Regions from separate parts of the Homo sapiens genome. Here region 1 is linked to region 2. A link is a contact called in ENCODE Hi-C data. All regions are on one chromosome and are shown on one strand. The core of a region is the stretch at or near the end of the contact, and the rest is flanking DNA. Distances in the headings are between cores, read along the strand shown. Region 1 holds the start of ZNF12 (zinc finger protein 12). Region 2 holds the start of CCZ1 (CCZ1 vacuolar protein trafficking and biogenesis associated).

Region 1 (7,759 bases), core at 4,629-7,128, 810 kb before region 2:
TTTCACCATGTTGGCCAGGCTGGTCTCCAACTCCTGACCTCAAGTGATTCGCCTGTCTTGGCCTTCCAAAGTGCTGGGATTATAGGCATGAGCTACTGCGCCCACACCCCAAGCTAGAGTTTTAAAGCAGGAAATGAGGGAAAGATATTGAGAGAGGAAAACCAGGTGGTAAGAAAACTCTAAAGGTGGCAGGGCGCAGTGGCTCACTCCATTGATCCCAGCAGGAGTTCAAGACCAGCCTGGCCAAATGATGAAACAGTCCTCCACATGCCTCTGCTTCCTTCAGTACCTCTTTATGAAATAAACCAGGGTACTTCCCTGGGGAATTTCCTTTTTCTTTCTTCCTTTCGAGATGGAGTCTTGCTCTGTCACCCAGGCTAGAGTGCAGTGGTACGATCTTGGCTCACTGCAACCTCTCCCTCCCGGGTTTTAGCAATTCTCCTGCATCAGACTTCTGAGTAGCTGAGATTACAGGTGCATGCCACCATGCCCAGCTAATATTTGTATTTTTAGTAGAGGCAGGGTTTCACCATCTAGGCCAGGCTGGTCTTGAACTCCTGACCTCGTGATCCACCCGCCTTGGCCTACCAAAGTGCTGGGATTACAGGCGTGAGCCACCGCGCCCGGACTTCTTTTTTTGTTTTTTGAGATGAAGTTTCGCTTTTGTTGCCCAAGCTGGAGTGCAATGGCACAATCTCAGCTCACTGCCACCTCCTCCTCCCAGGTTCAAGCGATTATCCTGCCTCAACCTCCTGAGTAGCTGGGATTACAGGCACCCAGCACCGAACCCAGCTAACTTTTTGTATTTTTAGTAGAGATGGGATGTCACCATGTTGGTCAGGATGGTCTTGAACCCCTGACCTCTAATGATCCACCCGAATTGGTCTCCCAAAATGCTGGGATTACAGGCATGAGCCACTGTGCCCAGCCCCTCCCATACCTCTTTTGGCCAAGGCAGTACAATTCAGAAGAACCTTGCCAGGGAAGACTGGCAAACGGACATCAACGTGATGCCTATGGCTCCTGGAGGATTTAGATACCTCCTGGTGCTCACTGATATCTTCACCAGTTACATGGGGGCTTTTCCATGCCAGACTGAAAATGCAGGAGATCACTGATCAACCTTCAACTATTCACTAGCAGAACACTGAGGGGACTGTGCAGTCACCAATACCTCCTACTGCACTTGGATAAACACCTCCCGGGAAATAGAGATGAATAGAAAGGAAATAGTCAAACTAGCAGAATGGCTGCATTCCTTCAACCAGAAGGGTCCATTAGTCTGTTTTCATACTGCTATAAAGAACTACCTGAAACTGGTTAATTTATGAAGAAAAGAGGTTTAATTGACTCACAGTTCTGCAGGCCGTACAGGAAGCATGGCTGGGGAGGCCTCAGGAAACGGACAGTCATGGCAGAAGGCGAAGTGGAAGCAGGCACGTCTGGCTATGGTGGAGCGGGAGAGACAGAGAGAATGAAGCGGGAGGTGATGCACGCTTTTCAACAACCAGATCCCACGAGGGCTCACTCACTACCAAGAGAACAGCACGGGGGAAGATGGTCCCCATGAGCCAATCACCTCCCACCAGCTCCCTCCCTCAACACTGGGAATTACAATTTGACATGAGATTTGGGTGGTGACACAGAGCCAAACTGTATCAAGGGTAGTTGAACCACCGAGATTTATTTATTTGTTTATTTATTTAGAGACAGAGTCTCGCTCTGTCACCCAGGCTGGAGGCTCACTGCAACCTCCGCCTCCCGGGTTCAAGCAATTCTCCTGCCTCAGCCTCCCGATTAGCTGGGACTACAGCACATGCCACCATGCCTGGCTAATTTTTGTATTTTTAGTAGAGATGGGACTTCACCATGTTGGCCAGGCTGGTCTCCAACTCCTGAGCTCAGGTGACCCGCCTGCCTCGGCCTCCCTTTTGCTAAGATTACAGGCATGAGCCACAGTGCCTGGCCAACCACTGAGATTTAGAAAGCAGTCGAGTCCACTATACCGCACCTCACCTGGTTTCTTCCTCTGTTGGGGCCCCTCGTGGCCACTGTTCTCCTGGTACTTTTCAGTCCTGTTTATTTAAATTGATGGTGAGCTGTTTGTCCTCCCGGCTCCAACACTTCCACCTTCAGCTTGTATTACCACAACAATACCAGCCCTTCAAGCAATTCTGGGTGACCCCAAAACTCATTTGAACTCAGCAGCCCAAGAGTTTCATTCCTCTAACTTTAGGGGACTCAGTGCCTCTGGTCAGCATGAAGTAGATACAGAAGCATGACCTCCATCCCTAATCCCTCAAGAATGAGGAGTGGAAGGTGTCGGCAGGAGGGTGGGGACACGGTTTGTAAATCTGGAACTGCATCAGACTAAATCTAGTTCAAGTTTTTTTTTTTTTTTGACGGAGTTTTGCTCTTGTCACCCAGGTTGCAGTTTAATGGCGCGATCTCGGTTCACTGGAACCTCCGCCTCCTGGGTTCAAGAGATTCTCCTGCCTCAGCGCATCACCACCCCTGGATAATTTTTGTATTTTTAGTAGAGGCGGGGTTTCACCATATTGGCCAGGCTGGGCTGGAACTCCTGACCTCGTGATCTGCCTGCCTCAGCTTCCCAAAGTGCTGGGATTACAGGTGTGAGCCACCACACTCCACGTCCATTTCAACTTTTATGTAATGTAGTTGGCAGTTGTTTTTCAACTGCCATGGATCCGTGGGTTGAAGGTCATATACTCTGAGCATGCCCAGATTAACCAAGCATGCAACCACGAAGTGGAACCTAAGTGCTCGGACTGAGGAGCTGGGACCCATTTAAGAACCGGACACCCTGTGGCAGGAGCCAGGAACCAATGAGATTGAGTTTTGGTGTCACTCCATGGCAGGATCCAGTCAGATCACACCTCCCAGCATTAATTACTTCATCTCAAGATCCAATCAAATCACATCTCCTTACCCTATGCGTACAAAACCTGACATAGCCCCCAGCTGGGAAAGGGAGATTTGAGCATTTCCTCCTGTGTCCTTGCTAGTTGACTTACAAAAAGGCTTTATTTCTCAAAAGCTGGAGCCATGGTATTGGCCTCTGTACACACTGGGCAGCGAGTGCATTGACTGCTCGGTAACATATATGTGGACTACATGCGGACTCGCATTTCCAAAACATTTGATTTGGTTTCAGTAAAAAATACCTTTCTAGCACATTAAAGCAACAGAAGTTCAATTTCTCTTTTTTTCTAAGAATTTGGGCAAATTCAATTTATATAAGTACATACACACCTCTACAAGCCAATCAGAACAGCAAACCTTTAAAGACTCTATATTGTGGCTCATGCCTGTAATCCCAGCACTTTGGGAGGCTGAGGTGATCAGATCGCTTGAGCCCAGAAGTTCGAGACCATCCTGGGCAACATGGCAAAACCCCATCTCTATAGAGAATACGAAAATTAGTTGGGTATGGTGGTACACACCTGCAGTCCCAGCTAATTGGGAGGCTGAGGTGGGAGGAACACCTGAGCCCAGGTAGGTTGAAGCTGCAGTGATCCGTGATCGCACACACTGCACTTCAGCCTGGACGACAGAGTGAGACCCTGTCTCAAAAACAAACAAACAAACTCTATATCTACTATAATACCATTCAGAGGTGGAAAAACATTAGACACTCACACAATCAGAGGTAAAGACCTTTCTAAATTACAGACACACAGACATACAAAGAAATAGAGCTTACAGCTTCAATTCTAAAATTTCAGACATGGGTCAAGAGTAAACACAAAAATGCAAAAACTCACCCTTCCAGATATGAAAGAGCTCTTCTCCTCCCAGTGGGCATGAAATTCTTAATTGATTTCAGCTCAAAATAGACAGAGAAATAGAATAACAAATCAGACTCTGATGTCTCTCACCCAACAGAGATTAGGTCTTTGCAAACATTAATCTCATTACAGAGATCACCATGTGATCAGACCATAAAACCAAATTCCTAGCCCAGCGCGGTGCTTCACGCCTGTAATCCCACCACTTTGGGAAGCTGAGGCGAGTCTACCACCTGAGGTCAGGAGTTCGAGACCAGTCTGGCCAACATGGAAAAACCCCGTCTCTACTAAAAATACAAAAATTAGTCGGGCATGGTGGCATGCACCTATAGTCCCAGCTACTCAGGAGGTTGAGGCAGGAGAATCACTTGAACTTGGGAGGCAGAAGTTGCAGTGAGCCGAGATCGTACCCCTGCACTCCAGCCTGGGCGGCAGAGTGAGACTTTGCCTTGAAACAACAAAAACAAACAAAGTCCCAATCAGTGATGCTAGCAATGTAAACAAATGCAAACCAAAGTAAAACACAGGATTGGTAAATGGGGAAATTACTGAAAAATGAGAAGCCAGCAAATTTCTACTGGCACTTTGGACTCATTCCTGGGAGCCAAGAAAAGATTCACCTGGGCTTCAACAGTTCATGAGGCACTCCAGTCCTGAGGTTTTCCTGGCTCAGTCATGTGATTCCATCAGGGACTTCTGCAAAGACCTGGAAAACCTTAAAACATAAAAGTAAAATCATGACTCTGATACAGATATAAAAATGAGCACATGCTAAAGATTTTATTTAATTCAAGAGGAAACAGGCAGATATTATAACTGGTTCAAAAGAGAATCTGAGGGCTGGACATGGTGGCTCATGCCTGTAATCCCAGCACTTTGGGAGGCTGAGGCGGGTGGATCACTTGAGGTCAGGAGTTTAAGACCAGCCTGGCCAACATGGTGAAACCCCCATCTCTACTAAAAATTCAAAAATTAGTCGGGCTTGGTGGTGTGCACCTGTAATCCCAGTTACTTGGGAGGCTGAGGCAGGAGAATTCCTTGAACCAGTGAGCCAAGATCTCGCCACTGAACTCCAGCATGCACAGCAGAGTGAGACCCTGTCTCAAAATTAAAAAAAAAAAGAGAGAGAGAGAGAGAATCTGAGAAACAGACATATTTTCAGATCAGGAATATTGAAATGATTATGTAAATGGAGAAATGCAGTCAAAACTGCATTTTCTCTAGTGGGGATTGTGGGAAGTCAACCAACTTCCACCAGACAGAACATAACTTGCATCGATTACCTACAGTTTTCAAAGAGGTGTAAAATACCTCAAAGATAAGGAACAGGGTTGGAATCAAGTAACATGGCTTTCTAAATGTGCTTCGTTTTCCATTAAGACGCAAATTTCTTCTTCTGCTTGCCTCATCCTCTTCAGGAAGTAGAGTTCTGGCTAATTTTTTTCTTCTTTCAATTCTGTACATATTCTCTGAGTTTTCTAGCTATCACTAATTCAAAGTGATTTGGAAAAGCTGGAATTCTTTTTCTCCTTGTTGGGGCGAGGATGGTATCCTGTCCCAGGCTAATCCTCTATTATTTCATCCATGGGCTCTATTTACTGAAGTTTTCGTTAAATGTGTCATTGTGATCATAAGCTAGCATGATGCACCCTCTTGTTCCATTTGTCACGGTTGCACATGGACATTGATTTTAAGCCTTGAGCTCTCCGGTAAGGCAGGACTGGCCCAGGCATGGTCTACGAGATGCTACAGGAAGCAGAGACTTTCTAGACGTTCCCTTAAAGATAGTCAAGACATCCCCATGAAGACGTTCCCTTAAACTAAGGAGAAATTTGAGTCTGGGGTTCGGCGTTGCCAATTCTCTTAGCATAGAGCCTCTTAACCGCTAGACCAGATAGAGACATTTCAAATGGCTCCTAAATTTGGGGAGCGCGTAGGCTCATGGGAAATAGAGTCACGGTATTTGTCCTGGGACCGGCGGCGGGTCCCGGGAGGCGGACTTCCGGTGCATTCCTGCGCATGTGCACCCCTCTCTGTGTGCGTGTTCGCGCATGCGCGCCGCGGCCGCAGTGCCCTCGCTTCCTGTGCGTCCCCAGGTCACCGCTCGCCCTAGTTCCCAGGCTTTGGCCTCCGGTGGGCGAGAATCGCGGAGCCTGCGGGGCTGGGCGCCGAAGAGCCGGGCCGGCACCCAAGCGGGCGCGGGGCTGTGCGGGCCAGGCGGAGGCTCAAGCGGGGATCCCCGAGCACGACCCCCGGAGCCGACGGCGCTGGGGCCCAAGGGGCCGGCCGGGCGGTGACGACGGCGGAGGCGAAGGGGCGGCGGGACCCGGGCCCGGCCCGTGTGCGTCCTCGACGGCCCGGCCCCGGCTCCGCAGGACGGTGAGCCCCAGGGAGACGGATCTGGGCTCCGGGAGGGACGCCCCGCCTGGATTTGTCCCGTAGGCCCGGCCCGGGCCCCTCTGGAGCAGAACGGCCTTGGTGAGGTGGACAGGAAGGGACCTCGCGAGCAGACGCGCGCCCGCGACAGCAATCCCGCCCCGGCCTGTCGGGAGCGGTGGGGCAGAGGCTGCGGAGCCCCAGGAGGGTAAGTCGTGGGTTTGCGGGCCCGGGGCGAGAAGGGCCTGGGTGAAGTCACCGCGTGTAGGGCACCTTAGAGTGAGGGACAGTGGAAGGTCTCGATCGCTTGCAGGAGTGACGTGTGTTTGGGTTTGAAGGCAGGGTCCGGCGAGGACGAGGCTTACGGGGGCGTGGGGGGTGTCACCAGCCTCAGCTGCGGACGTTGTCTCCACTCCCCCCTCACCCCAGCAGCCCTTCCTCCTCTCTCTGCTCCAGATTGCTACCGTATCTAAACGTCCGTCAGCACCTCTGTTCTCTCATTTAAGTGCTGATTCCCCCTTAGGTCTGCTCTTGTGGAATCATACGTTGTAGTGCAGGAACAGCCTGCAGGAACTATCTCTTGCTGCCTCATTTGCTAGGGGAAGGGCCTTAGCAGGTGGGTGACTTGTCCGAGGTTTTGTGGGTGGAGTTGCTCATAGTAGAACTCTGGAGTTTTATCTCCCAGGCCAGTGTTCTGTCCCCCGTATCCTAGTTAAGTGAGCGTAAGTTCTTCAATAAAAGATCCTTTTGAGTAGCACACTGAAGTTTCTGCAAATAAAGACTCAATTATGCCGACTGTATTCCTTTATTTAGGGCATCCTGTGGATTTTCTGATCTTTATTTAAAAGAGTAAGAAAATAGATGAGTATTACAGAATTCATTTTTTGTTGTTTGTTTTTTGTTTGTTTGTTTGTTTGTTTTTGAGACAAGTTTCGCTTTGTTGCCCAGGCTGGAGTGCAATGGTGCCATCCCAGCTCACTGCAACCTCCGCCTCCCGGGTTCAAGCGATTCTCCTGCCTCAGCCTCCCGAGTAGCTGGGGTTACAGGCGCCCGCCACCACGCCCAGCTAATTTTTGTATTTTTACTAGACATGGGGTTTCACCATGTTGGCCAGGCTGGTCACCAGAATTCCTTTTTAAATCTTGCATTTAATGATGGCAGATTATTTCAGTAGGATCCAGTATTCATTCACCATGAGAATCTCATCCACTCAGTCACAAGGTAGCCATGTGTGAGTTTCAAATGTGCAGATCGGTCCCCCTCCTGATCATTTTCCAATCCCTTCTGAAGGCTTAAAGGGACAGTCTCCCACAAGATGTACTTCTTGGAACTTTCTGTGTAGGTTTTGGGCGGGAGATGACCGCCTTGGCAGGCCAGACCGCTCATAACGCCATGGCTTGGGTTTTCCTTCCCCAGATCTGCCTCCGCTTTCACAGTCCTCCAGATTTTTCCAAGAGCAGCAGAAAATGAATAAATCCCTGGTGAGTGTTTCTGTTCATGTATTTATTCTCTACTCTGATTTACAATACACCTTAGGAGGAGATTAAGGGTTCAAAGTTTAAAATGGGAAAGTA
Region 2 (4,336 bases), core at 1-2,500:
AGGCAATTTCGATAGTCAGTAAGTCACATCTGAAGTAGCACCAGGTAATTTTTATGAAAACTCAAGTCTCTAGGTTTCTTTCCTAGTGCTAATTTGTAATACACCAATGCTTGTAAGAAATAAAGGTGTGCCCATCTGCAGACACATAGCTCCCTGAAAATTAAATCCAGTCAGTTCCCAGCCATTTGAACTGACAAGTTGCTTTTTTTTCTTTTTCTGGAGATGGGGTCTGTGCTGCCCAGGCTGTAGTGCAGTGGCGCTATTACAGCTCACCTGCAGCCTCAATCACTTGGGCTCAAGCGATCCTCTGGCCTCAGCCTCCTGAGTAACTGGAAATACAGGTGCGTGCCACCACGCCCGGCTCACTTTTCAATTTTTTTTTTTTTTGTAGAGTTGGGGGTCTTGCTATGTTGCCCAGGCTGGTCTGGAACCCCTGGCCTCAAGCAATCCTCCCATCTCGGCCTCCTAAAGTGCTGGGATTACAGGCGTGAGTCACAGCGCCCAGCCTGGACAGTCTTTAACAGAAGTCTGACTTGCTGGAAACAAAACACAGCTCCGGACATCCTTTGAGAAAGTCGCCGTCCCCACCTCAGAAAAACCACACACACACACACACACACACACACACACACACACACACACACACACCCCCCTCCCGAAATTAATTTATTTCCTCATTTGGGCGAAAACTATTACAGGGACCTCCAGGCTTGCATCATTTGAAGGCTAGCGTCTGCCACCCTGGTTCCACGCTTCTAGTTGGGGACTACCCACTTAACAAAGCCAAGTTCAATTTTAATTTCCCAGAACTGACGCAAAGCAAAGCGCAAAGAGCCTCAACCTGGGGTGTGGAGTGATATAGACCCGACGGGGCTTTATTCCATCGACCTAGGACCTGAAGCGGTCCCTGCCTGCTGTCAGGTCCCCGCCGCAGCCCCCTGCCCGGACTCGCACCTGGCACAATGCAGGCTAGGTCAGTGCCCCTCGAGGTGGGCAGAACCACAGGGCCACCTTCCCGGGGAACACCGGCGCCGCCCGCCCGCGCGCCGCCCCCTCCGCATACCTGTCCTTCGCGCGGCCCGAAGCGCGGGTTGTAGATGAAGAAACTCAGCAGCGCCGGCGGGAACTGCTTCTCCTGGGCCGCCCAGGGCCCGCTCCCGGCCCCGGCCGCCGCTGCAGCCATCCCGCCCCGGCCCCCACCTCGGGAGCCTCCCACGGCCCGCCCAGAGACAGCAGCCACCGGCTAAAACACCGCACTTCCGCCTCCGTCGCCACCGCCCCGGAAGCGCTCGCCGCAGGCCCGGAAAAAGAATCCGCCTCGCAGCGTCCTCTTCAGGCACCCCCGGGTGGCTGTTTCCTGGCCGAGTTTGTGTTTTCCTGGCTCGCGGAGTTTTCTCCTGGCTACAGGCGAGGGCTGCGCGTTTCAGGAAAAACCGAGCGGGCACTGTTTTTTTTTTGTTGTTGTTTTTTCTGATAGGGTCTCAGTTTGTCATCCAGGCTGGAGTGTAGTGGCGCGATCTCAGCTCACTGCAGCCTCAACGTCCGAGACTCAAGCAATCCCCCTGCCTCAGCCTCCCAAGTAGCTAGGATTACAGGCGCGCGCCACCAAGGCCAGTTTTATTTTTTTGTAGAGGTGGGGTCTGTGTTGCCCAGGCTGCTCTCGAACTCCTGGCCTCAAATGGTCTCCCACTTCGGCCTCCCAAAGTGCTCCGATTACAGGCGTGAGACACCACCGCCCAGCCTGTTGTTGTTTTGGTGGTATTGTTTTAAATTTAATTTAGAGACAAGATCTCGCTTTGTCACCCAGGTTGCAGTGCAGTGGTGCCATCATAGCTCACTGCAGCCTCAACTCCTGGGCTCAAGGGATCTTCCCACCTCAGCCTGAGGAGTAGCTGAGACCACAGGCATGCACTACCATGCCCAGATAATTAAAAAATAGATAGATAGATAGTAGAGACAGGGTCTCACTTTGTTGCCCCGGCTGCTCTCTAACTCTTGGCATCAGGGGATCCTCCTGCCTCTGCTACTGGATGGAAGGTCTTGACCGTGGATTGCCCAGGTTCTTGGCTTGTTGAACACAGAACTGAACAAAATGCAATGCACAAAGTAACAAAAGAACAAAGCAACGAAAAGAAACAAAAGAAAAAACTGAAGTAAGGAAGAAACAGATTTATTGAAGCGAAAGTACAACTCACAGAGCAGGAGCAAGCTAGAGCAAACAGCTCAAGAGCCCCCATTAGGATTTTTATTAAGCTGGAAGAATTAGGTAACGCCCCTAGGTGCCCGTTAGAGGTCTCCGATTGGTTACACCCTCTGAAGGATTGGCCTGTGACCAATCAGAGGCTGAAGTGGAGACGCGCACCCGCCCCCCCCCCCCCCCCCGTCAATCAGAGGCTGTCACCCTCCCCCCCGCCCCCCCCCCCGTCGTCCATCAATCAGCCTCTGATTGAGGGAATGAACACGTGGCCTCTATGCTGCCTAATCTTGCCTAGAACTGGCTGCACCTGCTGTTCTTTTGTTTATGCCTTAACCCTTGGTTACCCTCATTCCCTATTCTGCCTCACCTGCCCTCCCAAAGTGCTGGGATTACAGATGTGAGCCACCCACACCAGGTCCATTGTTTTGTTTTTAGTTTATTTAAAAAGTATTTTATTCTAAAACAGCACTTTGCTCTGTTGCCCAGGCTGGATTGCAGTGGCCAGATCAGACGTCACTGCAGCCTGGAACTCCTGGGCTCAAGTGATCCTCCCACCTCAGCCTCCCGAATAGCTGGGACCACAGGTGCATGCCACCATGGCTGGCTAATTTTTAAATTTTTCGTAGAGCTGGGGTCTCACTATGTTAACCCAGGCTGGTCTCGAACTCCTGGACTCAAGTGATCCACTGGCCTTGGGCTCTCCAAGTGCTGGGATTGTAGGCATAAGCCCCTGTGCCATGGCAGTTTTTTTTGTAGAAGGAAATGTAGAGACACAAAGGAAGCCTCATTTAGAAATAAACAAGGCTAGCCACGGTGGCTCATAGCTGTAATCCCAGCACTTTGGGAGGCCAAGGTGGGTGGATCACTTGAGGCCCGGAGTTCCAGACCAGCCCCGTCTCTACTAAAATACAAAAAACTAGCCAGGCGTGGTGGCACATGCCTGTGGTTCCAGCTACTTGGGAGGCTTGAGGCAGAAGAATTACTTGAACCCAGTAGGTGGAGGTTGCAGTGAGCCAAGATTGCACCACTACACTCCAGCCTGGGCAACAGATCCAGACCCTGTCTCAACAAAAAAAAAAAAAAAAGAAAGAAAGAAAGAAGAAAAGAAAGAAAAGAAACACACTTAAGGGCAGATGTGCATTCCGTTTGGCCCATTAACATCATCTACAGAGTCCTTGTTTGAGAGACCTCAAGTGACCACTGGATCACCCACACCTACAAAGTTTGCCCCTTTCCCCCATTCCTTCAGCGCAGGTCTGGAGGCAGATGGGGCACCGTGTGTGCCACGGGAGCAATATCAGAGGTGGCAGACTCCCCAGAGTGGCTGTTCCTGGACCTTGCTGCCTGGGATTCCCTTGCCTTTGAGGTGTGTGGGTTGTGGCATAGTTGGGATGGCTTGTTACAGTTATGTGGATTCAAGCCTTGGCAGCATATGGTTTGACCAAGCTCAAGAAGACTTTGGTTTAGATTGCCTTATCTGTCACATATTAAGTTTGGAAGCAGAACCACTTCCCTTATCCAGCCTGGCAGAATAGACCACTTTTAGGGAAGTGATGAGTTGGAATTTGGACTGGAGACAGATCTGGGTACATATCCACTTTTGCCACTCACCGACTGCACCAATCTCCTTGCACCAAAGAAGAGATGGAGACTCTCTTGTCTGTATCTCTTATTTGGAAAATGGCTAATAGTAAATTCCTGCCAAGTGAGAGTTTCACTTGAAGAGTTAAATGGGACTATGAATGTGCATCAGGTGCCAGCACCTCATCATTATTTCATAAACGATTGCTACTGCTCCTTGCTATTGACTTTCCCAATTAGCTTGCTCTAGTGCATGAAATTATTCCATGAGAAATACATGTTTTGGCTGGGTGTGGTGGCTCATGCCTGTAATCCCAGCACTTTGGGAGGCCGAGGCTGGCAGATCACTTGAGGTCAGGAGTTTGAGGCCCAACATGGTGAAACATCGTCTCTACTAAAAAATAAAAATAAATAGCCATGCGTGGTGGCAGGTGCCTGTAGTCCCAGCTACTCGGGAGACCGAGGCAGGAGAATTGCTTGAACCTGGGAGGCGGAGGTTGCAGTGAGCTGAGATTGCGCCACTGCACTCCAGCAGCGGGATGGAGTGAGACTCTGCCT

The links. Hi-C counts contacts between places; a loop is a spot of excess contacts on that map. Pooled maps may share reads with other maps.
Region 1: a pooled map shows a loop between it and region 2 (14-fold over the local background). The contact joins the promoter of ZNF12 here to the promoter of CCZ1 in region 2. A Hi-C loop is called at or near these places in 5 of 50 pooled maps.

Annotation. Positions count from the first base shown.
Region 1 is chr7:6,705,066-6,712,824 of GRCh38, reverse strand. It overlaps ZNF12 (zinc finger protein 12), which reads left to right and starts at 5,878. Exons shown (of 5, transcript NM_016265.4): 1 at 5,878-6,393; 2 at 7,602-7,666. The coding sequence starts at 7,652. RefSeq lists an enhancer at 5,710-6,209 and a silencer at 5,903-6,262.
Region 2 is chr7:5,895,647-5,899,982 of GRCh38, reverse strand. It overlaps CCZ1 (CCZ1 vacuolar protein trafficking and biogenesis associated), which reads right to left and starts at 1,250. Exons shown (of 15, transcript NM_015622.6): 1 at 1,064-1,250. The coding sequence starts at 1,183. RefSeq lists an enhancer at 2,033-2,112.